Linked DNA regions of Homo sapiens: regions 1, 2 and 3 are each linked to region 4. A link is a loop called in an ENCODE intact Hi-C map of the cell type or tissue named here. Cell type or tissue: heart right ventricle. All regions are shown on one strand. Region 1 overlaps LOC105372017 (a long non-coding RNA gene). Region 2 holds the start of LOC124904259 (a long non-coding RNA gene). Region 3 overlaps LOC124904264 (a long non-coding RNA gene). Region 4 overlaps LINC01900 (long intergenic non-protein coding RNA 1900).

The links. A loop is a pair of places that touch in the nucleus more often than their neighbours do. Peaks named below come from ENCODE experiments on the same cell type or tissue, not always from the same donor. Only the 100,000 strongest peaks of a DNase experiment are listed, where the experiment ranks them.
Region 1: a loop joins it to region 4, with 3 times the contacts of the local background. A loop is called at or near these places in 3 of 110 quality-filtered maps.
Region 2: a loop joins it to region 4, with 4 times the contacts of the local background. A loop is called at or near these places in 8 of 110 quality-filtered maps.
Region 3: a loop joins it to region 4, with 6 times the contacts of the local background. A loop is called at or near these places in 10 of 110 quality-filtered maps.

What each region holds. Positions count from the first base shown.
Region 1 is chr18:22,216,535-22,224,534 of GRCh38, reverse strand. It overlaps LOC105372017 (a long non-coding RNA gene), which reads right to left. Exons shown (of 3, transcript XR_935279.3): 2 at 7,666-7,856. Among named protein-coding and RNA genes, the nearest start is that of GATA6, 51 kb to the right of the region's middle. RefSeq lists an enhancer at 5,649-6,256. In heart right ventricle, a CTCF peak has its summit at 4,712 (motif pointing left); a DNase peak (open chromatin) is centred at 711.
Region 2 is chr18:22,081,165-22,089,164 of GRCh38, reverse strand. It overlaps LOC124904259 (a long non-coding RNA gene), which reads right to left and starts at 4,356. Exons shown (of 2, transcript XR_007066304.1): 1 at 4,254-4,356. RefSeq lists a silencer at 1,331-1,503 and an enhancer at 4,323-4,617. In heart right ventricle, no CTCF peak of the experiment used is centred here; DNase peaks (open chromatin) are centred at 4,415 and 6,544; H3K27ac peaks cover 4,293 bases.
Region 3 is chr18:22,700,736-22,708,735 of GRCh38, reverse strand. LOC124904264 (a long non-coding RNA gene) reads right to left here. Exons shown (of 2, transcript XR_007066309.1): 2 at 7,913-8,000. Among named protein-coding and RNA genes, the nearest start is that of RBBP8, 230 kb to the left of the region's middle. In heart right ventricle, a CTCF peak has its summit at 4,210 (motif pointing right); no DNase peak of the experiment used is centred here.
Region 4 is chr18:21,994,289-22,002,288 of GRCh38, reverse strand. LINC01900 (long intergenic non-protein coding RNA 1900) reads right to left here. Exons shown (of 3, transcript XR_001753529.2): 2 at 7,860-8,000; 3 at 7,312-7,479. Among named protein-coding and RNA genes, the nearest start is that of LINC01900, 17 kb to the right of the region's middle. In heart right ventricle, a CTCF peak has its summit at 4,496; a DNase peak (open chromatin) is centred at 3,546; H3K27ac peaks cover 3,581 bases.

The sequences.
Region 1 (8,000 bases), 220 kb before region 4:
GTAGTATTTAGGCAGGACAAGTAAGGCCTCAGGCTTAGGAAGCCAGATGCCTGGGGATTTGTAAGGGAGAGCCCTGGGAGCCTTCCCACGTTGCCCACCTGCACAGAGCTGTGTGCCCTTAAGCAAGTCACTTCACTCACTGAATCCTTCTTTCTGCATTAACTGGAGGATGATTGACACCCAGCCTGTGTTCCTAATACCATCACCCATCCATTGACCAGACACTGTCTTTAGAATCAAATGAGATAGCAGAAAAGGTTTTTTTAAAGCCTTTTACCTATGCTACAGAATAGTATTAAATAAACCAAACACACACACACACACACACACACACACATTTAAGAGGGAGTGGAGGGCGTTTCAGGCATATTAACTGCCCCAGGGACTGACAATGAGGATATAAAGTCCCTATAAGCCAAGGTCCAGGGCTGTCCTGTGTTAGCAGAGCCCTTGAAAGAGCTACCACAGGTCCCAACTAACTATTTAAGAACAAAGGGGAAAACACAACCCAGAAAACCAGAGAGAAGAGAAAAAATAAATAAATAAGAAACCAGGAGTACTGGTGCTTCTGAGGGCAGGTGGAAAGCACAGCCTTAGCCCTGGGGCTTTGATGACATCAGCACTGGCCAGAAAGGAGCTCAGCACATCTCCCTGCCCCTCCCACGGGTTCCAACCCCGCAGTTGCTCACCGCCAGCAGGGCCGGCACCTGAGTCACCCACTTGTCAACGCCCTGGGTTTCCCTTGGACTCCTTGCCCGCCGGGGCTGCCAGATGATGAGATCATAGCACTTGACAAAACCCTGTCTTTCAAAAGCACTTTTATCCAAATGATTTTTTTAAAAAAGAATTTAACAGGCATTATCTTACTAGCTGTCCCATCTTCGGCAAGGCCCACAGCCTGAATACATTAAGGTGTGTTCAGGTTTGAATACACCTTATTTTTTAGGGCAGTCTTAGGTTCATAGCAAAATTGGGCAGAAAGTACGGAGCTCTCACAGACCCCTTGTTCCCCCAGCACGCACAGCCCCACCCACTATCCGCATCCCCACATCCTGCACCAGAGTGCTACGTTGGTTACAATCCAAAGTCCATAGTCCGTGTTAGGGCTCACCCTTGGTGTTGTACATCCTATGACATATTCAGTTTTCAAGGAGAGAAACAGGCAACAAGGGTTCAGAAATGCACACCCTCTCAGTAGAGCAAGGACTCCACCCTCCCCAACCAGGACAGCCTTCTCTCCATCCTTAGTGTGATGCTTTCCTTCTTCAGCCATAAAGCAAGGGAACACTTGATAAGTATTAACGCGTAGGGAAAGTTTTTTCTAAAGCAGAATCATCTAAACTAGTGCTCCTCAAACTTTTACTTGAATACAAATCCCTCGAGAGTCTTGCTAAATCCAGATTTGGCTTGAATAGGTCTGGGACAGAGCCTGAGCTGCTCCAACAAGCTCCCAGGGGATGCCCACGCTGCAGGTGATCAGACCATATTTTGAGGAGCAAGGCTCTGTTTTAAAGGAGTGGCCACAGGGAGTGGGAGCTTTCAAGTGAGTGGATTGGGCCAAATCATACCTCTGCCAATGGCTGGATCTAAAACAATGTGATGATCAAACCTACGTTGCAGGACTCAAGAGGACAATGAATGCAAAGTTCAGTTCCGAGCTGGCACTCAATGACCTGAGCGTAACTACTGTTACTCTCCTTTTTGTTACTATTAGTATTATTATTATTAAGGCAGAGTCTCACTCTGTTGCCCAGGCTGGAGTGCAGTGGTATGATCTTGGCTCACTGCAGCCTCCACCTCCCAGGTTCCAGCAATTCTCCGGCCTCAGCCTCCCCAGTGGCTGGGATTACAGGCATGTGCCACCACGCCCAGCTAATTTTTGTATTTTTAGTAGAGATGGGGTTTTGCCATGTTGGCCAGGCTGGTCTTGAACTCCTGACCTCAAGTGATCCACCCACCTTGGCCTCCCAAAGTGCTGGGATTACAGGCATGAGCCACCACACCTGGCCTGTTACTATTATTATTATCACTCTTCTTCACTCTTCTTCTTCTTGTTTTTGTACTTGCCCAGGTGAGAGTACAGTGGCACAATCAAGGCTCACTGAAGCCTCAACCTCCCAGGCTCAAGTGATCCTCCCACTTCAACCTCCTGAGGAGCTGGGACTACAGGTGTGTGCCACCATGCCTGGCTAGTTTTTTTAAATTTTTTGTGGAGACAGGATCTCCCTATATTGCCCACTCTAGTCTCAAACTCCTGACCTTAAGTGATCCTCCCACCTCAGCCTCCCAAAGTCCTGGGATTACAGGTGTGACCACCATGCCCAGCTTCATTATTCTTTTGGCTGATTTTGATCAGTTTTCCTTTACCCATCTTTGTCTCAAAAAGCATATTATCCACTTTTGGATAATTTTACATTAAATTTTACATTAATTTTACATAATCTTACAAAGAACACCTCATAAAACCAGATTAGCTTGTAAGGTCTAGGCTGTGAAATTAAAAATAAATAAATAAATTAGCATATGAGTTCACTGAATCATGTAGACCAAAATTTTAAATACATCCAAAATCTTTTCTTTTACTCTGCTTTTGAGGAAAATCAAAAGACAGGGTTCTCCCCCTGCCTCTGATCTCCTCCCTCAAGGCCCTGATCTGTACTTCAGCCTTTCCTGTCTGGCCTCACATGCATTCACTTCAATAACATCATGTTAGATCTGGACAGAACCTTCAGAGCTCCCAGCCCATCTTCCTCATTTTAATAAGATAATTGAGGCCCAGGAAGATTAGATTATTTGCCCAAAGTGATAGTTATGTTTTTTGGAGCCAGGAAGAGTTATGTTTATATCATGTTCTTTAAGAAAGGTTTGCACATAATAAAAGACAACCTTCATATACATGGGGGAGTGTGAGGGGAAGAATGGTGTACAACCGCACACCCCTAAATCACGTGCAGATAGAAAGACAACCCTCTAGATTAGTGGTTTCCAGGATGTGGGATTTCACAAGCCAGAAAAAAAGAAAGAACTCTTAGTTGAAGATTTTACCAACTTCCGGCTTTGTCAAGAGAGAAATTTTTTTTTTGTAATTACAATTCACTAGACCATCATCCCATAAAAGAAAACCTAATAGCAAAAAGAGAGAGACAGTGAATGGGCATAATCCCAGAATAAAAGGCATTCTTAGAATTGTAGCTTTATGAGAAGCTGAATTGTATCTCCTTATTTTTCTTATTTTGTTACAAACCAAGCAATCAGAAGTGATCCCTTGTTCTTAACCTACTTTGCATTACATGTGCCTTTGAGAATCTGATGAAAGCAATGAACTTTTCCCCGGAAAAATGTGCAGACCTATATACATACAAAATATTATCTCACACCTATCAGAATGGTTATTATTAAAAAGTCAAAAAATAACAGACACTGGTGAGGTTGCAGAGAAAAGGAAACACTTACACACTGTTGGTGGGAGGTAAATTAGTTCAACCATTGTGGAAAACAGTATGGCAATTCCTGAAAGAGCAAAAAACAGAACTACCATTCAACCCAGTAATCCCATTACTGGGTATATACCCAGAGGAATATAAACCATTCTACCATAAAGACATATGCATGCATATGTTCACTGCAGCACTATTCACAATAGCAAAGACATGGAATCAACCTAAATGCCCATCAGTGACAGATTGGATAAAGGAAGTGTGGTACATATACACCATGGAATACTATGCAGCCATAAAGAAGAACAAAATTATGTCCTTTGCAGGGACATGGATGGAGTTGGAGGCCATTATCCTTAGCAAAATAATGTAGGAAGAGAAAATCAAATACTGCATGTTCTGACTTGCAAGTGGAAGCTAAATGATGAGAACACATGAACATAAACAGGGGAACAGCAGACAATAGGGCCTCTTTGAGGGTGGAGGGTGGGAGGGGGGAGAGGAGCAGAAAAAATAACTATTGGGTACTAGGCCTAGTACCCAAGTGACAAAATAATCTATGCAATGAACCCCCGTGACATGAGTTTACCTATAGAACAAACCTGCACTGTACCCCTGAACCTAAAATAAAACTTTAAAAATGGAATGTAATAAAAATTTTACAAGTAAGTCCACACTTTGGCAGGCCCAAGGTCAAGATCACCTGCTGTTAGCTGATGACTTAGTCTCTGCCTGACTAGTGACTTCACCCTCTGGTCATCCTTAATTGTTCTGAGGTCCTGTGCAAGCTAGAAAAGACTCAGAATCTAGCTGAGCAACAGAGCAAGACCCCATCTCTACATAAAAAAAAACAAGTTAAAAATAAGAAAAATAAGCTAGGCATGGTGGCATGAACCTGTGTCTCAACTACTCTGCAGGCTGAGGTGAGGACAGATCACTTGACTCCAGGAGTTTCAGGCTTCAGTGAGCTATGATTGCGCCACTGTACTCCAGCCTGGGCAACAAAGCAGGACCCTGTCTCTAGGCGGGAAAAAATAACAAGACTCAGAAGAAGGTTCCACATTCAGGGCCTGAAGCTCTCGGGATTAGTCTTCTGTAAAGTGGCATGAATCTTCATAAACGAGAATAAGAAGGAGCTTCTTCTCCTTTGCCCAGACCTTGACCATCAGTGATACTGCCAAATCCAAAAAGATCCCCCAAAGCCCCAAGCCCAGAAGCTCATCTGGGTTCAAGACCAAAAAGCTCCACCTGGTGGTGTCAGATCATGGGAATTCTGGGCAATAAGCCTGGGAAGAGGGAGGGCTGCTCTGAAACCTGGCCAAGGGAGACGGTTCATCGGATCTCACACGGTTCCTCTCCAGGCCCCGCCAAAGAGGCAGGAAAAGGTAGCCGAGATGAAAGTTGGCTCAGGTCCAGCTTAGCGAGCGATGATGTAAAAATGGGGTGGAAGGTACCTAAAAATCCTGGTCCAAAAAAAGGCTGGTGACATCCAGAAAATGAAGAGTTGGCAGGTACACACAAACCATGATATATGTGCATGAAACTTCATCACAGCTTGCTTCTGAGTAACAAGCAAAGATGTAAGATGCTTCTTGACTTTCAGCTGCCGGCAGACACTCAGGACAGCTCAGCAAGGCTTCTCAGCAGCATCTGTCTTAAGACAATCTCAGCCAGGAGAGGTGGCTCACCCCTGTAATCCCAGCATTTTGGGAGGCCGAGGCAGGCAGATCGCTTGAGCTCAGGAGTTTGAGACCAACCTGGGCAACATGGCAAAACCCCATCTCCACAAAAAAATACCAAAAAAAAAAAAAAAATTAGCCGGGGTGGTGGTGCATGCCTGTAGTCCCAACCACTTGGGGGGCTGAAGTGGGAAGATCACTGGAGCCCAGGAAGTCGAGGCCGCAGGGAGCCAAGATCACACCCCTGCTCCCCAGCCTGGGTGACAAAGTGAGACCGTCTCAGGAAAAAAAAAAAAAAAAAAAAAAAAAAAAGGCAATAAAGACAATCTCCATCTACGCCTACCTGCACCATCCAGCTACCCACCCCAGCTGTGGTTCCCAAGGTCATCATGCAGAACACAGGAAATCGTTCTACAATATCCCTCTGGAAGAGGGATATTGGCCTCTCTGGAAGAGAGGCCAGAGAAAGAAGAAGGAAGATCTTCCTTGCCTTCAGTGCCTGTATATTAAAAGGAAGAAAATCAAATTTGCAACCTACCTATCCCTTCCTCACTCCCACCCCATAAAATACTGTAGAGTAGTTTATAGTATACCTTACTGTATATCTTAGCTGTGTTGCAAATGGATTCAGTTGCTCTTTCCTTAAGTCTGTACCGATGCCTGGCTCTAATATCTATAGCATTTAGGAAGAATGGGGTAGGCTAAACAGATGTTATTAACAGGAACAGGTCTCCCTGGGTGCATTAACAACCCTTTTTTTGCAGACAAAAGCTGAGGAAAATCCTTAATGGTTTCAGGGCTGGGAAAAGGCAAATGATAGGGTGTTAGGGAAGTAGGGAATCCTTCAAGTCATTAAAACCAATTCTTTTCTCAAGAATGCCAAAAAAGGTGCTAATTTGCCATATTTAAATGTAGATGAATGGTAAATTCAGACATTTGGCAGTGGATTAGATAGCCATAGGTACCTGAAAATGGCCCCTTCAGCCCCACAGGGGTTTTAAGATCCTGGTAGTGCTCTATTTCTTAAACTGGGTGGTGAGGACCTGAGGATTTGTGTTCTTTTTGAGACAGGGTCTCACTCTATTGCCCAGGCTGGAGTGCAGTGGCACAATCATGGCACACAGCAGCCTTGAACTCCTGGGCTCAAGCGATTCTCCCACCTCAGCCTCCCAAGTAGCAGGTACTACAGGTGTATGCCGCCATGCCCAGCTAATTTTTGTGTTTTTTGTAGAGACAAATTTTTGCCATGTTGGTCAGGCTGCATTATTATTCCTTAAACTGTACATATGTAAGATAAATCTTCTGCTTTTTTGTATGTCTCATTAACATAAAAATATTTAATTTTAAAAGTCTCCATTCCCATTGCCAACTCTACTCCAAGTTAGTAGGACGAGACTTCTGGATCGGATTTGAAAGTGTCACTCTTTTGGCCAGACACGGTGGCTCACGCCTGTAATCCCAGCACTTTTGGAGGCAGAGGTGGGTGGATCACGATGTCAAGAGATAGAGACCATCCTGGCCAACATGGTGAAACCCCGTCTCTACTAAAAATACAAAAATTAGCCAGGCGTAGTGGCGCCCACCTGTAATCCCAGCTACTCTGGAGGCTGAGGCAGGAGAATCGCTTGAACCTGGGAGGCAGAGGTTGCAGTGAGCCGAGATCATGCCACTGCACTCCAGCCTGGGACAGAGCGAGATCCCGTCTCAAAACAAAAAAAAAAAAAGTGCCTCTTCTTGTCTCTGTCCCTTTAGGTCTCTTCCTCTGTGTTTCTTTCCTTTGTTTGGCTTCCTGTTTCCTGACCCTGCTGGAATGTGAGCAGCAAACCTCCAAGAACACAATCTGTGAACAGCTCTCGCCTGCCACAGAACTTAGGCCCGCCTCAGCCTCCGTGTGTTCAGGAGTGAGGCTGGCCAGAGACTCCCTTCCCTCCGTGGCCCAAATGGAGGGATAGACAAGATGAACAGAACAAAGCCATCCCTCCCTGGGACCCACCACCAGAGGTCTGGGTCGCAGACACGAAGCTGTTTGACTCCGTTTCAAGAGCCCAAGGACAGTCAACAAATGACAATCTCTTCCAGCCCTGCCCAGCACTAAAAGGGGTGACAGGGAGCAGGTTCTCCAGAAATAGCCTGCTCGAGTTCTCTGTAGTGCTTGCTCTTTTTTTTTTTTTTTTTTTTTTTTTTTTTTGAGACAGAGCCTCGCTCTGTTGCCCAGGCTGGAGTGCAGTGGCACGATCTCGGCTCAGTGCAACCTCTGCCTCCCGGGTTCAAGCGATTTCCGGCTAATTTTTGTATTTTTAGTAGAGACAGGGTTTCACCATGTTGGCCAGGCTGGTCTTGAACTCCTGACCTGAAGTGATCCACCCGCCTCGGCCTCCCAAAGTACTAGGATTACAGGCGTGAGCCACAACGCGCAGCCCGCTCTTTTTCATTCTCTCTTCTCTCAACACAAATGTCAGCAATCAGTTCTAAAAGCTGCTTGGGCTTGACAGGTAAGGAAGCATCCAGTGCAGGGAAAAGGCCCCGAGTAAGGCAAAAAACAAACTCACCTTCCACTCTGGAAAAGAAGAGCAGGAACCCGAGACCCCCAGCCCTTGGTTAAAATCAGCCCTGCTGGAAACAGCTTTGTTGAGTCCATGAGAAGGTGGAGCTGAGACAAGTGGCTGCGTGAGCCCAGCTGCTGTGGAGGAATCCGCTCAGAGGAGATGGGGCTGAGATCATGCATGCCACCAAGTGCCAGCTGCAGGTATTTGGGGAGTATCAATTAAAATAGCATGTAGAGGCCAGGCACGGTGGCTTATGTCTGTAATCTCAGCATTTTGGGAGGCTAAGGTGGGAGGGTCCCTTGAGTCCAGGAGTTTGAGACCAGCCTGGGCTACATAGC
Region 2 (8,000 bases), 87 kb before region 4:
AAGGAGCAGTAGGCCACAGCTACTGGTGAGAGAGCCGCAGAGTCATTTAGGGATGAGCGGTGCTGTGGGAACAGCGGGGCCTGCCAGGCACCCCCACACGGGAGGGTAGCTCTGACTGTGCTGTGCATAGGCCATTTATGCCATTTTCTTTGCAGAATCCCAGCCTTCTCCCCTCCTACTACTGCTTTCTGGTTTTCAGAGAAGGAAGAAGTCCCAGAGCAGACTTCTAAGCAGCAGGGGGACCAAAAAACCTCCTCACCGTTCCTTGCTGTTTGGGGAGTCAGTGGCCGCCCCTGCAGGCTGTTTCCCAGGACTTGTATCAATGGCTTCTGTCCAGATTTAGCAATGCCCAATGGTGGGAGATAGGGAGGAAAAGGAGGAACCTTTCTCCCCGCTCCATCACCACTGTAGAGGATGCATCTTGTCCAGGGCTCAAGCTCCTGAGAGATGGACCCACGGCGGTCCCAGCCTCTGCTAGGTGACCCCAGTGCCTACACCCAAGTAGTACAACCTCCTCCTCTGTCCCTCCAGCCTGCGTGGCAGTGGCTTCCTACGGCAGCCAACCTCTCTGTTGTCTCACTGTCCCATTTGGCTTCTCAACCATCCCTTCCCCCACATAACCAGTTCCTGGCATGGCAGCAGTCCCTCTGTTGGAAATACTCAGAGTGGGTCCTGTTTTACTTGGTTGGACAGTGACCCCGGCAGAAATAGTGGATACTATCCCAGTAGCCTTCTTTCCTGTTTTCAGGTCACAGGTCCAAAAGTAGGAAGAAATCAGTCTGGACTGAAAGAAACCACTTTGTGAATAAGGAGACCTCCCAGCGAAAATCAGCAGTGCAGCCGGCCACACGTCCTCCTGACTGGAGTGTTGAAAACAACACGAGGCTGTGGCACACCCTTGCCACGCTGAGCCACCGCACACATGGAGCCTCTTTATAACCTGCCTGCAAGGATTGGGCAACACTTGGCAAGAAACCCTGGAAAAATCAGCTGACTGTATGGAGACTTTCCTCAGCATTCAATGCCACGCAACCACCCCTGAAGTTCCCCTTGGGAAATCACCTTTGGCATCTTCAAAAGTGGCTGGGTCAGAGGTTGTTCAGAAAAAGCTCAATGTGAGCTCATGGAGGAGGCAGGGAGGCAGAGGATGTCAGGGAACCACTCGTGATGGCCAAGTATACTTCAGAGAAAGGAGCCAGGGATGGCCTCCATCAGTCTCTGGCTTTGCAGTCCCAAGAGCAAGACTTCAGAGAAGCAGGCATGGCCCATCCCTGGCCCAGCCACAATGGCTCTGGGCTGCACGACAGGAAGACAAGGGGAGTTCTATTCTGTGACTTCGACTCTCCCAGATTGTGGGGAGCAGCAAGTACAGGATCAAATGAGTTTCCCGTCAAGTAAAGTGCTCTGCTGACTGAAGATGTTTGACGCCAAGGCCCAGAGGGCACATTTGTCAAACTCTCAAAAAAATAGAAACCAGGATCAAAGCAGAAACACTTTCCAAATATAAACATTTGTCACCTACATTTACTTTTGATGTGCCCCATTTTGAATACATTTCTCCTTTATAAAAAGGGCAGCTTAATCTTTCCGTACACACACTCGGGCCCTTCAGACGGAGACCAGGGACAATTTGGGGTGGGGGGGGGGGGAAGTGAGAAAGGAAGTGCCAGCTAGGCGAAGTAAAGGTTTAGAGAAGGAAAAAAATCCCTCCAGAAGAGTGAAATGGGAAGAAAAAAGGAAACCAGCATTTATGGAGGCCCTGGAATTTTATATATTACCTCATATTTTCCCGCAAATTAACTCTGGAAAAAGGGCATCATTATTCTGATTTTGCAAAGCGTTTAAGTTGGTCACGTATCCAAGATAGCCCAAACTTGTAAGAGTACAGTCAGAATTTCCTCCCAGCTGTGTCTGACTCTGAAATCCTTGCTGTCCTCTGTAACAAACAGCCTCATCAGCTAAGAAAGGTAAGTGACCTCAGGTCAGTAGAAAGTCCATAGGGCACCCAGGGTCCAATCACACTCATGGCTATGCATGTTGAAGGTTCTAGAGCTGGAAGACACCTCTGTGGTCCTCAGATCCAGCTTCTCCCTGAGACCAGCTGCCCAATTCCAGAAGCACGGGGCTTTGATTCTACTTTTCTTCTTCTTCGCTTTTATTTTTTGAGGCAGGGTCCAGCTGTGTTGCCCAGGCTGGTGTGCAGTGGCATAATCATAGCTCACTGCAGCCTCAAACTCCTGGGCTCAAGGATCTTCCTGCCTGAGCCTCCTGAGTAGCTGGGACAGCAGGTGCGCACCACCATGCCCAGCTGATTTTGTAGAGATGAGGTCTCCCTATGTTGCTCAGGCTGGTCTCAAACTCCCGGCCTCAAGCAATCCTCCCACCTTGGCCTCCCAAAGTGTTGGAATTACAGGCATGAGCCATCACACCTGGCCTGATACTACTTTTATTTCTATTTATTTATTTATTTATTTAGAGATGGAGTTTTGCTCTTGTTGCCCAGGCTGGAGTGCAGTGGCACGATCTCAGCTCACTGCAACCTCCACCTCCCGGATTCAAGTGATTCTCCTGCCTCAGCCTCCAGAGTAGCTGGGATTATAGGCATGCGCCACCACGCCCAGCTAATTTTATATTTTTAGTAGAGATGGGGTTTCTCCACATTGGTCAGGCTGGTCTCAAACTCCCAACTTCAAGTGATCCACCCGCCTCCATAGTGCTGGGATTACAGTCGTGAGCCACTGCACCTGGCCTTTTATTTTATTATATAAATATAAATTTTTTCGAGACAGAGTCTCCCTCTGTTACCCAGGCTGGAGTGCAGTGGTGCAATCTTGGCTCACTGCAACCTCCACCTCCCAGGTTCAAGCGATTCTCCTCTCTCAGCCTCTCGAGTAGCTGGAATTACAGGCATGCACCACCAGATCCGGCTAATTTTTTGTATTTTTAGTAAAGACAGGGTTCCACTATGTTGGCTAGGCTGGTTTCAAACTCCTGGACTCAAGTGATCTGCCGGCCTCGGCCTCCCAAAGTGCTGGAATTATTGGAGTGAGCCACCGTGCCCAACCCTTACTTTTAAACCACGCAGCTCTGGCACAAGTTTCAACAAAACAGCACAAAAGATCGAGGTCTAGAAAACTAGCGTGTACCTGCCATCTATCTACGGCATGACATGTCCCTCATCTAAAATGCCTTCTCTTTACCTGTCCAAGCCATACTCACTGCTGGAGTCTCAAAGATTACCTTCTGTACAGTCTTTCAGAATATGTCGCACCCTGCCTCCTGACCTCTTTTGAACTCTATTGTCTTCTATGTGTTCCCAAATGGTTTCCATGGATTAGTCCCTATCCTTTAACAGGATTGTAAGTGCCCTGGAGAAATTAGAGCAAAGGGGAGAAATTTCAGCAAGGGATGTGGGCCGTTCTCCTCTCAGAACCAGGCTGTATGTTTGGAAGCCACTGGGGACTGAGCAAAGAGAGTAAGGAAGACGGAGCTGGGGAGGGCTCTGGCCACTCTAAGAGGTCCGTGCAGTTGCTGCCCACAGTGAGTGGCTTCTCCTACTGGCCTAGAAAAGGGAGAAGAGGGGCTGGGCATGGTGGCTCACATCTGTAATCCCAGCACTTTGGGAGGCCGAGGCAGGTGGTTCATGAGGTCAGGAGTTCAAGACCAGCCTGGCCAACATGATGAAACCCCATCTCTACTAAAAATACAAAAATTAGCTGGGTGTGGTGGTGCGTGCCTGTAGTCTCAGCTACTTGGGAGGCTGAGGCAGGAGAATTGCTTGAACCTGGGAGGCAGAGGTTGCAGTGAGCCAAGATCGTGCCACTACACTCCAGCCTGGGCAACAAAGTGAGAAAAAAAGAAGGGGGAGAAAGGGGTGCTAATGTTCTCTATCACAAATCATGAACCCTTGAAAGCCTCACTTCCTAAAAGAAAAACAGACAAAAAATTAGGACCTAGAGGGAGGAAGATGGAGCAGAGTTTGGGAGGGAGCTTCCCTCAACCTGTTACTCTGACAGGCACTGCTTTCTGCTTGTCCCCAGTGTGAAACCCTCCTGCCTTTGCTTCTGCCCAACTGGGAATCAGCCTTCCGATTCACTGAAAGGCCATCCCAGAGAGATTTACACTTCCCTAGCTGATCTATTCCTCTTGATGAGATTGTGAAATTCAGAGTTATAACATGAGGATCAGGTTTAATTTAGGAAATTTGGTCATTGTTGAGCGTGGTAAATCATCTTTCAAGCAAACACACTTACAGCCTTCAAGATAAAGTTCATTCCCCTGTGATGAGGTCGTTTCATGGAATGCCACGAGGTCCCCGGCAGGGTTTCAACGCCATTCAGTTACACTAGGTGAGACAGAGCTGCTTATAGCTGCTGGGATTTATGGGAACGTTGGCACCCAGGTGACGCGTTGGATAATCTTTAACAGAGGAAGACTGGCTGGTGCCTGCTCTTTGTTCCAACTCGACTTTCGTATTTGAGAACCCTTGTGATAGACTTTCTATTCACAGTTGCGTTTTGGGCTGTCACGGGCATGGCCTGGCGTGAGGTGCTGAGCAAACAAAGAACCCCCTGCCTGCATCTCCCTCCTGAAAGCTGGCAAGGCATGGACAGAATTCGCTCTCCACTGTACTATTTTGCAGAGGCAGCAGGGTGCCTTCTCCAACACATGTCATACCATCGCTTATTTTCTCAGGTAAAACATGATACATTTTGAGCTTCGAACACGTTTTACAAGTTTAGCTGCTGGTGTCACACAATGCATCTCTTGTCAAGGGCAGTCCATTTAGGAGGACATAAACTCACATACCCCCCCAAGCCATCACGCCCACATCCCAGGCAACTCGTTTAGACAATTTCTTGAAGATTGTTAACAGAGAAGGACTCAGGAGACAAGAAGTTGTCTTCATAACCAAGGGGAGACATTGGGAAACTGTCTGAGATGCCAAGTTCTTTGATTTGAAAGCTCTGAGTCTTTTTCTCCCCTGCACAAAAAATGCTTTGAGATACACAAAGGATATAACACAACTAGGCACTGAATGGCTAGACCAACCATTATTTTTCACCTGCACTGTACCTAATGCTAACTGTACTTTATCAATGGCCACAACATCCAACATGACTTTCATGCATTGGTTTTTTCCCAATGTGCCTCTGATGAAGATGAAGGTCTAGTCCCCGTGAGGCCAGCACTGGTCAGCACACTTTGATTAAGTTATCCAATTCTATTTGTCATATTAGTTAACCGGAAGTTCCTTGAGAGTGGGGACTGCATGTCTAGTACTACTCTGGCACCCACTCATAGGATGGGCTCAATGACTGCTTCATTAAAAATGATTGATGTGAAAGGCAAGTGCTGACCGGGCGCAGTGGCTTACGCCTGTAATCCCAGCACTTTGGAAGGCCGAGGTGGGTGGATCACCTGAGGTCAGGAGTTCAAGACCAGCCTGGCCAACATGGTGAAACCTCGTTTCTACTAAAAATACAAAAATTTAGCCAGGCATGGTGGTGGGCACCTGTAATCCCAGCTGAGGCTGAGGCAGGAGAATCACTTGAACCCGGGAAGCAGAGGTTGAAATAAGCCGAGATCATGCCACTGCACTCCGGCCTGGGCAACAAAAGTAAAACTCCATCTCAAAAAAAAAAGAAAGAAAGAAAGGCAAGTGTTTTGTTTTGTTTTGTTTTTTACAGATGCAAATGGCCACTGAGCATCACTTCATGCAACAAACATCTCTTAAACACTCACCCTTGGTTAAATACAGGGATGCAGAAATAAATCAGACACAGGCCAGGCGCACTGATTCACGCCTCTAATCCCAGCACTTTGGGAGGCCTAGGCGGGCAGATAACTTGAAGTCAGGAATTCGAGACCAAGCTGACCAACATGGCGAAACCCCATCTCTACTAAAAATACAAAATTTTCTACCAAACTGGTGTACTAATTAAAACCTCCTATGGCCCGGGTGTGGTGGGTTATGCCTGTAATCCCAGCACTTTGGGAGGCCGAGGCTGGCAGATCACCTGAGGTCAGGAGTTTGAGACCAGCCTGGCCAACATGGCAAAACCCCATCTCTACTAAAAATACAAAAATTAGCCGGGCATGGTGGCATGCACCTGTAATCCCAGCTACTCGGGAGGCCGAGGCAAGAGAATTGCTTGAACCCAGGAGGCGGAGGTTACAGTGAGCCGAGATTGAGCCACTGCATTCCAGCCTGGGCAACAGAGTAAAACTCTGTCTAAAAAAATAATAATAATAAATAAAGCCCAAAAACCAACAATAACAACAAAATAAAAACAAACAAATAAATAGGTAAGACCCAATCACTGCCTTCAAGAGCTCTATGGGTTGGGGGGCTGATGGGTGAGCAGCTAGGAAAGAATTGGTGCATTCAGTCCGTGCAAGGAGTAGGGAGCATGGCTGGGCATCCCCTCCCTGGAAGGAGAACGCGGCTGATTGACCACTGGGCCTCCTGGGCCTGCGGTAGCTCACGCTTCTCATAAAGGACACCCCAACAGCGTTAACAACTTCTGAGGCCGGAGCTGGTGCCAGTGGACAGAGCTTGTCAGCAGCCACAGAGCCAAGTGGAGCAGGGAGAAGTCTGACTGTGGAACGGAGCCTGAGCCCGTAGACCTGTGCCTTGCGCACAGAGAAAACTTGCCATTTCGCAGCACCGCCCCACACAACCGCTTGCCAATTGCTTTCCTATGGAGGCGGTGAGACCTTGGGGCAATGCAATGCAATGAACTGAATGCTTGTGTCTCCCCAAAGTTTGTATGTTGAAATCCTAATCCCCAATGTGATGGTATTAGGAAGTGGGACCTTTGGGAGGTGATTTGGTCATGAATGGGATCAGTGCCCTTACAAAAGGGGCCCAGTGGCTGGGAGCAGTGGCTAACGCCTGTAATCGTAGCACTTTGGGAGGCCGAGAGGGGCGGATTGCCTGAGCTCAGGAGCTCGAGACCAACCTGGGCAACACGGTGAAACTCGGTCTGTACTAAAATACAAAAAATCAGCCAGGCGTGGTGGCGGGCGCCTGTAATCCCAGCTGCAGCAGGAGAACCGCTTGAAACCAGAAGGCAGAGGATGCAGTGAGCCCAGGCCGCGCCACCGCACTCCAGCCTGGGTGACAGAGCAAGACTCCCTCTCAACAAAAAAAGAAAAGAAAAGGGGCCCAGAGAGTACTTCCTACCATGTGAGAATCCAGTGAGAAGGCGGCCAGATGTGGGCCAGGAAGCAGGCCCTCCCTAGACCCCGAATCTGCTGGCACCTTGATCTCAGATTTTCCAGTGGCCAGAACTGTGAGAAATAAATTTCTGTAGTTTGTAAGCCACCCAGTGTATGGGATAACTCTGTTAAATCAGCTGAAACTGACTAAGACAAAGGACTAGGGGTTGGGAGCAAAACCTCAAGGCACAGAAACCTCTCAAGGATCAACAAGAGTGAGAACCAGCATAGCCAAAATTCACTAAACATGGAACTAGATGCCCAGGACAATAATGACCTTCCCTGAATAACAGATTTTCTATTGGCAAACTGAAAATCTGTTATTTATTTATTTATTTATTTATTTATTTATTTATTTATTTATTTATTTTGAGATGGAGTTTCGCTCTTGTTGCCCAGTCTGGAATGCAGTGGCGCGATCTCGGCTAACTGCAACCTCCACCTCCCGGATTCAAGCGATTCTCCTGCCTCAGCCTCCAGAGTAGCTGGGATTACAGGCATGCGCCACCACGCCCAGCTAATTTTGTATTTTTAGTAGAGATGGGGTTTCTTCATGTTGGTCAGGCTGGTCTCAAAGAGAATAGAAGTCATTATGGAAGTAACTCAAGGATTTCTTCCCTAGGAAGGTGTTTTTTTTTTCTTTTTTCTTTTTTTTTTTTTTTTTGAGACAGAGTCTCTCTCTGTCACCCAGACTGGAGTGCAGTGGTGCCATCTTGGCTCACTGCAACCTCTGCTTCCTGGGTTGAAGCAATTCTCCTGCCTCAGGCTCCCGAGTA
Region 3 (8,000 bases), 710 kb before region 4:
GTTCCCATTTCGGAAGTGAGACAACTGAGACTTAGAGAGATTACATCACCTTGCCCAGTAAGTTTGAACCCAAGTGTTGTCATCATTAACTACATACTGTATATTTTATGTCAGATTCAATAGTTTCTGATGTAAAGGCCCAGATTTTAAGTGTTTTAGGCTTTGTGGGCTACACGGTCCTTATCACCACCAGTCTGCTCTGCTATTGTAGCATGCAGTTATTCATACAATACATTAAAATGGGGGCATGGCTGTGTTCCAATAAAGCTCTATTTACAAACATAGGTGGTAGGTTGGATTTGGACCCTATCCTATGCTAGAAAGCTATAACCGATTTTATGTGAAGAGTAAAGATTCACAGGGTATTAAATACACTTGTGCATTTTAATTCTCAAAAAGTAAATATTGGCCGGGCGTGGTGGCTCACACCTGTAATCCCAGCACTTTGGGAGGCCGAGGTGGGCGGATCACGAGGTCAGGAGATCAACACCACCCTGGTTAACACGGTGAAACCCCGTCTCTACTAAAAAAAGTACAAAAAAATCAGCCGGGCATGGTGGTGGGCACCTGTAGTCCCAGCTACTTGGAAGGCTGAGGCAGGAGAATGGCGTGAACCCGGGAGGCGGAGCTTGCAGTGAGCCGAGATCGTGCCACTGCACTCCAGCCTGGGCGACAGAACGAGACTCCGTCTCAAAAAAAAAAAAAAAAAAAAAGTAAATATTAAGTAACAGAGTGTAAAGGAACACAGCCTAACCTAATGTGATTCATGTAATAAGGAAAGAGCATAGGGAAGTTAGTTGAGTGGAGGTTACCTAGCAGTGAGGTGATGGGAGCTCAGGAGATACTCATGGAGGATGAGGGAGGTGGGTGATGCTGGGCAGTTATTTTCCAGGTGCCTCTGCCATGTGACTGCCCTGGGCCCCCCACAGCTCTCTTTTTTCCACTCTCTACCTTACTGTTCAGGCCTCTGCTGAGCTGTAAACCTGCATTTTCTATTCTGAACACCTCTCACAGAACCTCTCATCTCCTTTCTGATATGACAAATATTCCAGACCCTGCTTCCTGAAGGGAAGATGCAGGCTCTGCCCTAAGGTCAGGACAGGAAATCCTGGCAGGGAAGAGGAGCTAGGAGACTTGATGGGAATAGGTCTTTATTTCTTCCACCCACATCTGGTTCAGCCCAGTGACCCTATTATTTGGTGACACATTTCTGTCCACCCGGCTGGTTAGCTCTGCCAATAAGGCTAGAAGGGAAAATAGGAGAAACTCTAAGAGCAGAGCTCACTCTTTGAACATGGTACATTTCTTTCTTTCTTTTTTTCTTAATTCTTTTTTTGGAGACAGAGTCTCACTCTGTTGCCCAGGCTGGAGTGCAGTGGTGTGATCTTGGCTCACTGCAGCCTCCGCTACCTGGGTTCAAGCGATTTTTGTGCTTCAACTTCCTGAGTAGCTGGAACTACAGGCACGTGCCACCACACCCAGCTAATTTTTGTATTTTTAGTAGAGACAGGGTTTCACCATGTTGGCCAGGCTGGTCTTTAACTCCTGGCCTCAAGTGATCCACCTGCCTCGGCCTCCCAAAGTGCTAGAATTACAGGCATGAGCCACCGTGCCTGGCCTGAACATAGTAAATTTCTATTTATACTCAGAAAAATAGACTTCTTAGTAGGCCCAAGGAATCTCAAACTCCTTCTCATGCTCCTCAATGTACATTTCCAAGTGCATCTCATTCCTATTTTCTCTGCTATTTCTGTCACCTAGGATGTTTTCCCATCACCCCTCTTCTGTCTCTTCACCTACCCAGTTCCTGCTCATCTTTAAGGTTCAGCTCCACAGCTTTAAGGAATTGCTGTCTCCTTCATGGAGCTTTCTCTGCTCAGTTCTGTACTGCCTGTACCATTCATTCATTTAGCATTGTATTTTATACTGCTTTATGATCTTCCAGGTTAATTAACTTTTCACGTGTGTCTTGTGCTGTAATGACAGTTCAGCTACTCTAAAGCGTTGGCTGGGTTTTAAGTTATCAGTATCTTCCAGCACAGTGCTAGACTCATACTAAGCACACCTATGGAGTGGGCTACATCCACAACTATGATCTTTCAGTGGGCTTTAACATGGAGATTCCTTTCTCTCCATTTCTTTTTTTTTTTTTTTTTAACTTTTATTTTAGGTTCAAGGGTACATGTGCAGGTTTGTTATATAGGTAAACTTGTGTAATGAGGGTTTTTTGTACAGATTATTTCATCATCTAGGTACTAAACTTAGTACTCAATAGTTATTTTTCCTGATCCTCTACTGTTTCCCACCCTCCACCCTCAAGTAGGCCCCAGTGTGTGTTGTTCCTCTCTGTGTCCATGTGTTCTCATCATTAACTCCCACTTATAGGTGAGAACATGTGGTATTTGGTTTTCTGTTCCTGCACCAGTTTGCTAAGGATGATGGCCTCCAGCTCCACCCATGTTCCTGTAAAGGACATGATCTCGTTCTTTTTTATGGCTGCATAGTACTCCATGGTGTATATGTACCATATCTTCTTTATCAAGTCTACCATCGATGGGCATTTAGGTTGATTCCGTGTCTTTGCTCTTGTGAATAGTGCTGCAATGAACATATGTGTGCATGTGTCTTTATGATAGAGTGATTTATATTCCTTTGGGTATATACTCAGTAAAGGGATGGCTGGGCCCAATGGTAGTTCTGTTTTTAGCTCTTTTGAGACAAGTTCTTTCAGGGGCAGGTTGGAATGTGTAAGTGACCACACATGTAAAATGATCACTTTCTGTTGGTCTTCAGCCATTGTCCTCGGTCAAGTCTAATCAGTACTCTGTAAAATCCATGAGAGCAGAGACTGTGTTTGATTTTGCTCACTATTATATTTCCACCATTTAGCAGGTGCCTGACACATGGTAGATGTAATAATTATTGTCTGATGAAAGAAAGAGTGAATGAATATTATTTTTACCTGGTCCTGGTTGAATCCCTTACCCTGTGGGAAAGGGGCTGACTGTCAAGAAGTGAGGGGATGTCCTTAGTTGTCCCTTCTTGCCAGAGCATCTCAACCCCTCGGGATTGACCCCTCAACAGGTGATGAACAGAGATCCCAGAAGTAGTCACTTTCTGAGAAAACATCTCCTAATCTAACCCACCAAAGCTTGCTTCATAGTGTATTGAGATGTGCTTCCTGTCTTGGTCTGTCAAAAGACTTGAAATCCCTTCACAGTGTGAGTCACACATGAAGTGAGTGCTTAGTGGTGACTGTGTTTGCTGATTTGCTTATGAAGGCAAAATCTGATTTAAGAGCCAAAATTATATATGTATATATTCTTTGAACATCCCTAATCTGAAAATCTGAAATGCTCCAAAATTTGAAACTTTTTAAACACCAGCAGGATGCCACATGTGGAAAATTCCACATCTGACCTCATGTGGTGGGTCACACTCAAAACACAGGCTCATGGCAGTTTCCTCAGCACCCCCAGCTGTTCTGGCGATGCTACTGTGCTTCCTTACCCTTAACGTAATATTTTTTCACTGTATGACTGGTATGTCATTTTTTTTTACTGTGAAATACTTCTGTTTGTACACATGTCAACAATGATTCTTGGTAGCGTATCAGTTCAGTCAGGAATGACAGTGATGCCAAACCACCACAGACCGTCCACATGCGTGGCTGAGACAGGGCACCTTTGCTTTCTGATGGTTCAGTGAACATGAACTTTGTTTTGTGCATAAAATTATTAATAATATTGTATAATCTTACCTTCAGGCTATGTTTATAAGGTGTATATAAGACTTAAATTAATTTTGTGTTTTAGGCTTGGGTCCCAGCTCCAAAATGTCTCATTATCTGTATTTGAATATCCCCAAATTTGAAAAATTCAAAATCTGAAACACTTCTGATCCCAAGCATTTCAGGTAAGAGATTTTTTTTCTCTCTCTCTCCATATATGTATGTATTTATCGATAAACTTTCATAAAATATAAAAATTGTTAATACATGTGATTCACACATGATTAAATACTAGGGAGAATATACAGAATATTCATTCTGTCACATAGGACATGTTGTAATATATATTTAATTATCCACATGCTAAAATAGTTCATTTTCCTGAATAATGTTTTAATAAAAGTATTTTCCTCTTTTGGGCATTATGTAATAACACACTAAGGAGAAGGTTGGTTGTGTTTATTTACTGGCTTTGTGCATATTTACCACAAGGTGGCAGTATAGCAGCCCCTCCTTGCTTATTAGGGACAGAGATACACACCTCTTAATGTCGAGATAGCAGAGATTGTTTCTTCCCCCTCAAGTTTCCAAAGTCTAAAATCACGTCCGTATGTCCTGATTCGTAGCTAAGTAGATTTTTAAATTAAACGCATACATGCATAAGTCCAAATTCTCTCACACTCACAAAAACTCTCATCTACAACCTGGCCTGTATGACAGGATGAATAGTCTGTGTATTCTTAGTTAATCACGAGTGAATTGTATTAATAATTAAGCAATCTCTTGTGTAATAGGCAAAATCAGTTTTAAAACTTATTAGTGAAACTTTTAAAGCAGTTTAGAAGGCATAACCTATTTCAGTGGTGATATTGTTATAGGAGAAAAGAGGCCTCCATAGTTCTCGGTTGGCACAAGGAGAGAGAATCTACAGGAGGAAGGTGTGTGGGAGGCTGCGGGGAGAGGTGCATAGGAAGCTGTCAACCATTGCTTTTTGGCTACAAGCATTTACTGATCACTAATCGTTCATGAGTTTATTGTGTAAAAGCTGGTCTTTGACTTTTAAGAGCTTATGACCCAAAGCTATAGACAGCAGAGAAAGAAACCAGTTAATAGGTGAGAAGACAATCACCATTACCATGATCTAAGAAGGAGGTAAATAAAGAAGGAAGAAACACTGCTTTTATATGTCTTTCCAGGGGATGAGAAAGAGAGTAGAAACAGGCAGAATGGAATGGGTAAAAGATCAAGAAAATAATAATGAGATCCAGGTTCTTGCCTCAGTTCTGCCCCTCACCATTCTAGGTCACTGCAGCTTCCTCATGTGCTGAAGGAAACGTGGATTTAGGTTTTGGCTTTGGAAGCATTAACAGAAGTATGTTCTGCCAACAGTTTTTATTAATGGGTACTCTTCAGAAAAGATTTGTGTTGAAATAAGTGGGGAAAGCAAATGATCATATTGCATCTCATCCTCTCCCCCTCACCGTCAGAGAGTCACAATGTGTGTTAACATAGAAAGGCTCTGAGTAGCCTGGCATGAAGAAACTAATGTAACTTTGTTTAACCTAACACTTTGAACTTAATTTGACCATGGAACACAATTCCTCACGTCATCCTACTCCAAGAAATACCAATTAATATTGCATAGAATATTAATGACCTTTGGTAGATAATTTGGAAACCACAAATTGAGAGGTCTTCAAAGCCTGTTTCAGCTCTAGGAATCTGGATCAGAAGCTCCAGGAGGGTAGGGAACTAGATCCCACTGCTTTACTTTATCCCCAGTGCTTGACATAAAGTAAATGATCAATAATATTTGCAAAATCAATGAATGAACTGTGATCGTTTAGGTCTATTTCTCACTCCTTGCAGGAGGCATGGGCTCTGTCTACCCCCTTCTGAAGTTATGTGCATATCAAATTTAAGCAACTCCAGCTACAGAAAGGAGATAGGGACCTTTTGTAGTGTAAAAACACAAGGGAATTATGCTGAGTCTTTCTTGGCAATGTACGAGTGTGTCGTCTTGAAGATATTTGACCCTAATAGGATTGCTTTTCCATTTCCTCCTGTTTTCATAAGTCAAAGTCTTATTCAGATTCATCTGGGAAAAAAGAAGAAAACAAAATTAGTTGGAAGGAAATGACTGACATCCCCATTCTGAAGATCAAAGAGAAGGAAAGAATCTCAGGGGGGAGGGAGAATTAGAGGTTTCTAAGGACCAAGAGGCTCATGGTAGTGGACGATGGAGAGAGAGAGAGACTCTATAGAAGTGGGAGGCTCCTTGAAGGATAGGGAGACGGTGACTGAGTAATTGGCCCACACAATTAAGAAAGAAGTTTAAGAAGCTGCTAGAATAAGCTGAATAAGGTAGAGAAACCACTCCAGGTGCTCTGTTTGGGTTATAAGTGTATCTTGAGCAGAAGTAAGGAACTCAGGTGTATTCTATCAGATCCTGTGTACATGGGTATTCAGTTAAAAGCAAAACTTTTCTCAGGGTCCAGATAGCACCATTCTGCAATTAAAGACATAATATGGAAGGGGCAAACCCAACTCTACTGAAAGGATTAATAGCATAGAGTGCAATTTCAGGCTACACCCACCCAAAGATATCAGCTGCCTACTGTAAACTCCTTTGGTTAAGGCAAACTCTGGGAGGTGCCTGCTGAAATGCAATATGTGACCCAAAGAGAAACAGCACATTTACCCAAGAGTAATCATATTCACAGCACAGAGAACAGGGTCCTAGGACACAAAACACTGGAGAAGTAAATTTTCCTGGGGAAAGAGAAGCTGAGGAGCATGGGACAATGCCGCAGGACAGCACTGCACAGGCCCTGGGAGCTGGGAGCCAGGCCCGCGGGTGCCAAGGGCTTGCAGGGAACCCCAAATATAAGACGTGGGAGACATCGAAGGTATATTTTATCTGCTTCACCATTTTGTTCACAGCAGATGTAAAAAGAGACAATGTCAAGTTGAAAACAAAAGATCTTGGAAGACAGCCCAGACCTCCCCATTTCTGCTTTATATCAACTGTCCTGTTCTTATTATTTGTATCTAAAAATAAAGTATTGATGTGTATAATTATTAAATATTTGTACACATATCTGTACAATATATGTATAAATATAGTTGCAATTATTTTTAAAGTAAATTAAATCAAATTCAACATTTGAGGTTATTCTTGTAGTTCTTCATTCTTGCTCACTTGCATGCCAATATGATTTCTTAACAAGGAGAAAAAGGAACAGGGTTGCAATTGGCACTCTGAAATTGCATATAATATGGAGCCTGTAATATTTCCATCAAAAACAAGTGACTCTGGAGTTAATAACTGTAGTGATTATAAATCACTCCACTGCTTTACTCCTCCCCCTCCCACATTATCTCGAGTTTCACTACGATGTAGGTATCCTATGAAGGTGAGTCAGGTGTGCGAATGTCACCTGGCATGTGTGTAATGTGCGAAGAAGATTGCTAACTGTGAACTGGGCTCATGTCTCCAGCATTCAGATGGAGCAACACTGCTGGCTTAAAATGAGACAAATCCTCCGGACATGTGGAGGCCATTTTAAAAGCCATACCAGCTTGTAAGAATACTCTTTAACAAAAATTCCCGTCTGTTCAGATACAAGTCAGTTTTACATCCTTGATATTGCATGGTTTGTGCTAATTTTTCTAAGTCATTCTAACTTAGGGAAACAAATATTTCAAAGAAATAAACTCACTCCTAAATACCCATACAATACTTTGTATGTGATGATTTCCATTATAGGATGATTTCAAATAATAAGGAAATAAGGAAATAAATAATAATAAGGATATAAATAATAATGAAATAAATAATAAGGAAATAATAATAAGGGTATAAATAATAATAAGGAAATAAATAATAAGGAAAAATAATAATGAAGAATAAATAATAAGGAATAATATTATAACGGAAGGTTTCAAATAATAAACAGAATATTAACAAGTGTATATACTTAATGTCAAGGTAAAGTATTCATTTTTTACCCAACAGGAAATGACTCTGCTCAAAATATTTATTTCATCTGCTTATTACAGTTTGCTTTTAGGCAAAAAACTATTAGTTTGAGTGAAAGGACATGATTTATACTACTGTCCTTGGTTACCCTGAAGATTTAAATGTTATGTCAACTTTTCAACATTCAAAGCAGAAAAAAATTCAAGGATCAAATTAATTTTTATTAAGGAGGATTAATGGTTGTTTTCAGCTCCAATGTCACCATCCACCTTAGCCAAACAATTAAAA
Region 4 (8,000 bases):
TAACAGTGGAGTCACTGGGTTAATCATAAATCATGGTTGTCCTCGCCTAGTCTTTAAGACCAGAGTTCGCCCTTCTCAAAGCAAGTCCACGTCCTCCCTTTGAGTAATGGGTCTGACAACCCGAACTCAAACACAAGCCTGCCCACCACGCAGACTTATCAGGGCTGCCCGCAGGGCGCGGGAAGGCGCAGGGAGAGAACAAGGGCCCCTGCCGCAGGGTCGGGCATTATCGGCGGGACAGGGCCACCGCTTGTTTTCCTTTCGCTGAGCGTGTGAACTGGTGCCCGTGTACAGTACCAGGCGGTGTAAAAGGTGGTTGCTGGGCCCCTCTGTTTGTGAGGGCTGTTGACACAAGGTTGGGTCCGGGTGATGAAGGCTGATTCCCGCCCTATTTTTCTGATAGCCATAAATGAGAGAAATTCTACAGGCCCCTTTGCCCGGAGCTTGGGAGTTCCATCTTGCTGGGGAAGGAGGCTTTTTGCATCCTGGGAAGAGCTGAGCTTTCCCCTTCAGTGGAACGAGAGCACGTCAAAGAAAAGGGGTTTTGGCGGGACACGGTGGCTCATGCCTGTAATCCCAGCACTTTGGGAGGCCTAGGCGGGTGGATCACTTGAGGTCAGGAGTTTGAGACCAGCCTGGCCAACATGGTGAAACCCTGTCTCTACTAAAAATACAAAAATTAGCCAGGCGTGATGGCGTGTGCCTGTAGTCCCAGCTACTCCGGAGGCTGAGGCATGAGAATCGCTTGAACCTGGGAGGCAGAGATTGCAGTGCAACAGAGGGAGACTCTGTTTAAAATAAATAAATAAATAAATAAATAAAAGAGGCAGGGAGTGGTGGCTCACACCTGTAATCCCAGCACTTTGGGAGGCCGAGGTGGGTGGATCACCTGACGTCAGGAGTTCGATACCAGCCTGGCAAACATGGTGAAACCCTGTCTCTACTAAAAATACAAAAATTAGCTGGGTGTGGTGGTGCACACTTGTAATCCCTCCTACTCAGGAGGCTGGGTCAAGATAATCACTTGAACCCGGGAGAAGGAGGTTGCAGTGAGCTGAGATCATGCCACTGCACTCCAGCGTGGGCAACAGAGAGACTGGGTCTCCCCTCCCACTGCCACAAAAAAAAAAAAAAAAAAAAAAAGCCGGGTGCAGTGGCTCACACCTGTAATCCCAACACTTTGGGAGGCCGAGGTGGGCAGATCACGAGGTCAGGAGATTGAGACCATCCTGGCTAACACGGTTAGAGAATGGCATGAACCTGGGAGGCGGAGCTTGCCAGTGAGCTGAGATCACACCACCACACTCCAGCCTGGGCAACCAAGCAAGACTCCGTCTCAAAAAAAAAAAAAAAAAAAAAAAAGGGAAAGGAAAGGGGTTTTAGTGAAATATCACATGCAACAGTACCACGGAGAAAAGGCACTAAGAACTTGAGAACTGCTGCAGAGAGGGGGGCCTATGGCTCTTCAGCCAAACACTTGTCTTACCCTGGGGCCTATAAGACAGACTAAGGAAGGGCCTGTTCCCCAAGCAGAACTTTAGCTCTAAGGCCAGACCATGCCTTGAAGTATCTCCCATTTTCTACAGTAATTCACCTGACCCAGGGACTCGTGAGGAAGTTACTTGGATTTTGCTGCCTATAGTCCCTCTGGGAGTAAATGCAGTATTTACTCCAATTAAAAATACCACACGGCCTACCTGACCTGATTCAGGGCTATTGGCATATATTTTGGAAATTAACCTTATTCCTAGCCTAAATTTCTCCTTCCTACCTAAATTTTCTGTTTTCTTGTGGTACAGTTGTGTAGTTGTGAGCTGCTTATAATTCATACTGGAAAGGGGTGAGCCATAAGTCCAAAGTAAAATACTTCTAGAAAGGAGCTTTACATGCCCTTCCAGGACAGAATTTCCAACAGTTCTACGGGAAGTCCTTCAAGCTGTGTTAAGACTATGATGAATTTGGCAGAGGAATTTGGCAGTGGTATCAGGTTTTAGGGACTTTGGGAAATTGGGAGAGATCTAATTTTCCTCTGGGTCAAAATACAAGTCAGGGCTCCGCATCTTTTTTGAGCTAGCTTGGGCTTTGGGCTCAGGCTCAAATCCCAGCCCCTTCACTTACTAGTTTATATCCTGGGCACATGACTTAACTTCTCTGAGGCTAAGGTTTGCTCTCCATGACTATGTAGGTCATATCCACAAAGGGTTATTGAGTTCATGCATGTGACTGTCCCTGGCACAGCACACAGGAGGTTAACAGATTTTCCAATCCTCCTTTCTTTTGTTTTCAAGCTACTCTCTTTTTCAACTTGCAACCATGTATTTTCTTTAAAATGTATCACAGCATCAGGCCAGAAAACAAATAGCACCTAATTTGCCACCAATGGAAAGAGCATTTTGTTCACTGGTATATTCATGTGGGAGCTAGTGTAGTGGTTAAGAGAGCAATTTAGAGAGCCAGGCAGTCTGGATTCCAATGTGAGTTCCACGTACAAGCTCCAGGCCTTGGGCCCAATACCTAATCTCACTAGGCCTCAGTTGCTTCATCTATAAACTGGTGATAGTATTATACACATCATACACGTTTGAAGAATCAAATGAGATAATCCAAGTGAAGTGCTTCATTTAGTGCTTGGCATATATTAGGTTGGTGCAAAAGTAATTGCTCTTTTTCCAATTACTTTTAACGGCAAAAACCACAATGGCTTTCACACCAACCTAATGATAAGCATCCAGGGAATGTTAGCTATGGTTAGTGTTTAGTATGATATAATTATTGTTGCAGTTATTGTTGGTTTTACTATTATTGTAATATGGTATCATCATTATTCATACTGGGAACAACAAAAAATTGGTTTAGCTACTTGAATCTCAAATTTACTTCCATAATCTTTACTAATAATTGTACTAGTCTTGATAAAAAATGTGTCCCTCTCTACCTCCTATAGGTCAGTAGCAATTTGATAATATTATATGTTGTTACTTAATTAGAGTCAGGCATTGTGCTAAGTGCTTTCCATGAATTATCTCATTGAATCCGCATAGCAACCTGTAAACTCAGTTATTTATTGCCCCATTTCACAGCCAAGAAAAAAGGTTTAGTGAGAGGAGGTCACACTGGAAGTGGCAGATGAGAGAAGTCCCTACACCAGCTGAGCCTCAGGGGCTGAAAGGATTAGACTGAAAATGATCTCCAAGATTCCCACCCAGCACCATCATCTATTATTTTAAATTAATAATAGTTTTGCTTTATTACCATCTGCCGTATATGTGAATTTATTCATTTGGATGGAGTCTAATGTATAAAGAAAGCTATTGTGACTTTTAGAAAAGACTTTGCTCTAGCAAATTCTACGTAAATAGGCTGATTTCTTTCAGTGTCTCTTGGCTCCATGCTCCCAAAGCCTTGGAAGAACTTTTCCTCCATGTCCAGCACACTATCTCCTTCTTACACGCTCCCAGCCTTCCTAACTTCCACCTTCTGCCAACAGTGTCCACACCTCCCCTCCTCCCCCTGCCATCCCTACACCCAGACCCGCGGCGCATTCCATCTGCCGCCAAGTCCTCACAGCTATTTCTGTCAACGTTATCAAGACCCAAATCCGACCAGCAACACTCCTCACTTGGAGTCCAAAGTCACTTCAGAAAGGCCGGAGAACTCTACAGATGTAAGCTGCTGCTATTATCCTCTCCATATAGATCTGTACACTGATTATTTGTTCCTTGAGGACAGGAATTTTAAACGTTAACATACATGCAAATTACTGAGGGATCTCATTAAATGCAGATTCTGCTTAGGTTACTCTGGGGTGGGGCCTGAGGTTCTGCATTTTGACAGCTCCCTGGATGCTGCTGGTCCCAGACTACACCCTTATCTCAGTTATAGCTCTCAACACCCCTTCAAGGAAGGAATATTGCTCACATTTTATAAATGATCAATGGGCAAGAGAGGTTAAGAGATGTATCCAAGGCCCCAGAGCCGGCGGGTAGCAAAGCTGGGATCTGAACCCAGCTAGATCTTTCTGACTCCATACAACAAAAAAGAAAATAAAATAAAACAAAAAAGAGTATACACACACACACACACACACACACACACACACACACAGAGTTATGTATACGTCTGTATAATGATATCAAACATATTTCATTCTTTATCTCATTTTAACAGCATGACCCTCATAAATGCCTAGAGAAATTTTCAGTCCTGCATGTTGTCAGAACTTAATAAACATTCAATCCGTATGTGGAGTAGGAATGTCTGGGACCTGTTGCTTGGGAGGCCTCTTCCTTTCCTTATAAGCAGACTCATGAAGATCTTTCCTAAAGGTTTCCCTGGGGACTCTATACTTTACTTCTGTTACTGATTAAACTTATTGACTCTAGCACTTTTTTTTGCCTCTAGCAATCCAGTCCCATAGAGAAGCTGACAGATACGTGTTTCCCAATTAGTTTGAATTATGAAAGTAAGGGTGTGAATAATAGCGACCACTAGTGGTGAGTCAGTGCCATCTCACGAAGTAGAAACAGGACGTTGTTAAGTCAGCAAAAAAAAGGGGATGCAGCCTTGCTTCTCCAAGGAGGGTAGCTCCTCTGCGGCAGCCATGAGCCAGTCCAACACTGGCTGCCTTTTCAGGGCCCTGGAATCCAGTTGGAAGATGTGTGTAGGGTCGGAAGGAGGAACAGGAAGATACAAATTAAACAGAAAACACAAAACGAAGCAGCAAACACACAAAAGATGATTACTGGGCAGCTCTCCTGTGAGGGGAGAGTGGACGTCATAGGAGGCTGAAGGAGGTGCTCCCGGGAGCTGGGTAGACAGGAAGGTATCGTGAGGAGGCAGGACTTCAGCTGGGACTTGAAGGGAGAATGGGATTTGGAGATAATGGCATTCCAGGTGGAAGTCATGGGCCACCCAGACAGAGGCCCAGGAGATAGGGGAGTGAACCAAGGTATTCTCAGGATGGAGTGGAGGTGGGAGGGATCCCAGCCCATGAGACAGGGCAGAGAAATCTGGGTGGGCGGCCTGCTTAGTGGAGAGTTGATTACCCGGCCAGGGACTGTGGCCATCACACAGTCGGGGAATGACTTGAGGGAGACAGCAGGTCAGGGAGTAAGTAGTAGACAGGCCATCTACAGCCAGGCAAAGTGGCTTTGGACCCTGACTTCACTCCGTAATAGGTACAAAATAGGAAGGGACACACCTGTTTGAACTTTAGGTACCTCTATTTGTTACTTGGGCTTGATAGGTATTGTCCCAGCGCTTTTCTGGGGCCCCTCCTGGCATCAGAGAACAGGAATCAAGTCCAAACAGGCCTGGAGAGGCAGATACACCAGGCCCTTTCCCAATCACCTGTCACAGCTCTCTGCCCAGGGCCTTTTAGAGAGGCCAAACAGGAACAAAGACAGGGGTGCCACTAGCCACCCCGGGTAGGACACTTCTGTCCTTTGTGGGATATAAGCCAGAGGTCCAAATGAAGGATATTTAGTTTGCCTTTTTGCTAACAGATTAGATGAACAAATAGTACAAGGCCTCCCAGAACAATGAGCCCAAGAAAGGGCTGGGCCAGAACGGACTTGAGTCTGGGGTTCCTGACTCCCAAAGCACAAGGCCCAAAGGCCGCCTGGGTGAAAGGTCTGAGTCAGCCTGGGAGGGACCCGCAGCTGCTCAGGGCTGCTCCTTCTTGGGTGATTTCAAAAGCTACTCCTGGCCTCCAGCTCAGAGGACTGTGTGCCTTCAAGGATTCATTATTCAGTAAGAAGTCAGATGCTATTTGGAAAACAAACATTTCCTGCATATCCATCCAAGTGGGACACTTTAACATAAGAACACTATCTATCATCACAACAGCCCTGTCATTTAGGTATTTTTAATCCACAATTTACAAATGAAGACATTAAGCTCAGAGAATTTGATCCAAGTTTCAGAGCTGGTAAGCCACAGCTCCAGCATTCAATCCTTGGTCTCATTCCTTCCCAGCCCACCGTTTTTATCCAAGATGCCTCAATGACCTCTTCCCTGCAAGAGCCTGCCTTGAGGCTTCCGGGAGTTTTGTCCATCAAAGCTTTCTTGGCTCTGTTTTCACAGTTTGGGAAATGGTACCAACACAGGCATTTCTTCCTACTGTTTGCCCATCATGACCCACCCACTGTTGCCTCCTTAGACTGCTCCTGTGCTATTCCCAGGAGAAATATTACTGCTACTACCACTACTACTAATACAAATGATCTTCACATATTGAGTTTCTACGGTGTGCTGAGCACATGAGTTTATAAATATATGGTCTTATTTAACCCTATAATTATACCTTTTTTTTTTTTTTTTTTTTTGAGACAGTCTCACTCTGTTGCCCAGGCTGGAGTGCAGTGGCCCAATCTCAGCTCACTGCAACCTCTGCCTCCCGGGTTCAAGCAATTCTCCTGCCTCAGCCTCCCGAGTAGCTGGGACTACAGGCTCACACCACCATACCCAGCTAATTTTTGTGTTTTAGTAGAGATGGGGTTTCACCCTGTTGGCCAGGCTGGTCTCAAATTCCTGAGCTCAAGTGATCTGCCCGCCTTGGCCTCCCAAAGTACTGGGATTATAGGCGTGAGCCACTGCTCCCGGCTTATACCTATTTTCTATATTAGGATCCGAAAACACAGAGAGATAAACCCACTTGCCCAAGATCACCCAAGTAGTAAGTGGTGAAACTGGGATTTGGACGCATGACCTCTGACTTCAGAGCATGTGAGTTTAAGCACTGGATTCAATACACATATGTACACACCCAACCTGTTCTCCCTATTTCCTGTCTTGATCATTTTGGAAATAATTGAAACAGGAAATAAATGTGACAAATAAACTTGTCGCAGGTCCTTTCCTTGAGAACTAACATCACCATCTACCCATCAACCCCGTGGCTCTAGCCAAATATCTAAGAGTCATCTTGATTCGTATATATATATTTTTTTTCCTTTTTTTTGAGACAGAGACTCACTCTGTCACCCAGGCTGCAGTGCAGTGGCACAATCTCGGCTCACTGCAACCTCCACCTCCCGGGCTCAAGCGATTCTCCTGCCTCAGCCTCCCCAGTAGCTGGGATTAGAGGTGCCTCCCACCACACCCAGTTAATTTTTGTATTTTTAGTAGAGACGGGGTTTCACCAGATTGGCCAGGCTGGTCTTGAACTCCTGCCCTCAAGTGATCCTCCCGCCTCAGCCTCCCAAAGTGCTGGGATTACAGGCATGAGCCACTACACTCAGCCTTGATTCAGTGTATTTTCACATACTGATAATTATAAAGCAGGCAGAGTCTTATTTAAACCTGTGATTATTCTATGTAACAGAATTTTAATCCATTAGCATGGTGATTATTCTTCCTGAGTGGGAGACACTAGTCTCTGTTTGGTCTTTAGCCATGAAACACCTTTATACACATCACACTAAATCTCATTCTCTGCAACAAGCGCTGTCCCTCCTCTGAACGCGTGAGCCATCCAGCCTAAAACAAAGAGAAACTTTTATGACTAGCCACATTGTTTTCACTTTTAAACAAACCTACAGAAAAGAACACTCATTATCAATGTATTTGTTAATTGTAAATTGCTATCATCAAACCTAACAAGGTTTGGGCCTTTCAAGTGTTGGGAGCTTGGAATTTGGGAAGCCAGGATTGGGGCTGGAGGAGGAGGTGGCATTCTTAAAGAGATGGAAGGATCTTATCCATCTGATCAAAGAATCCAATCAAAGAACAAACTTCCTAATCTTTAACGATCCATGCATACCTTAGTGAGGACAGCAAAATGCAAAATAAATTATTATGTTAAAATTGACTGGCATGAAATTCTCATGGCGGGAAGAGAAATGGAAACCCTGGCTCACCCATGGCCTGCTCATATCCTCAGCTCGGCCAATGGGAAGTGCATTCCCAGCATCCTTGTGGTCTCCATGATGTGATCGAGGCCAGCAGTGTCCCCTCTGAGTGGCAGCTGTGCAGCGTCGAAGCCCCTCTGATGTCTACAG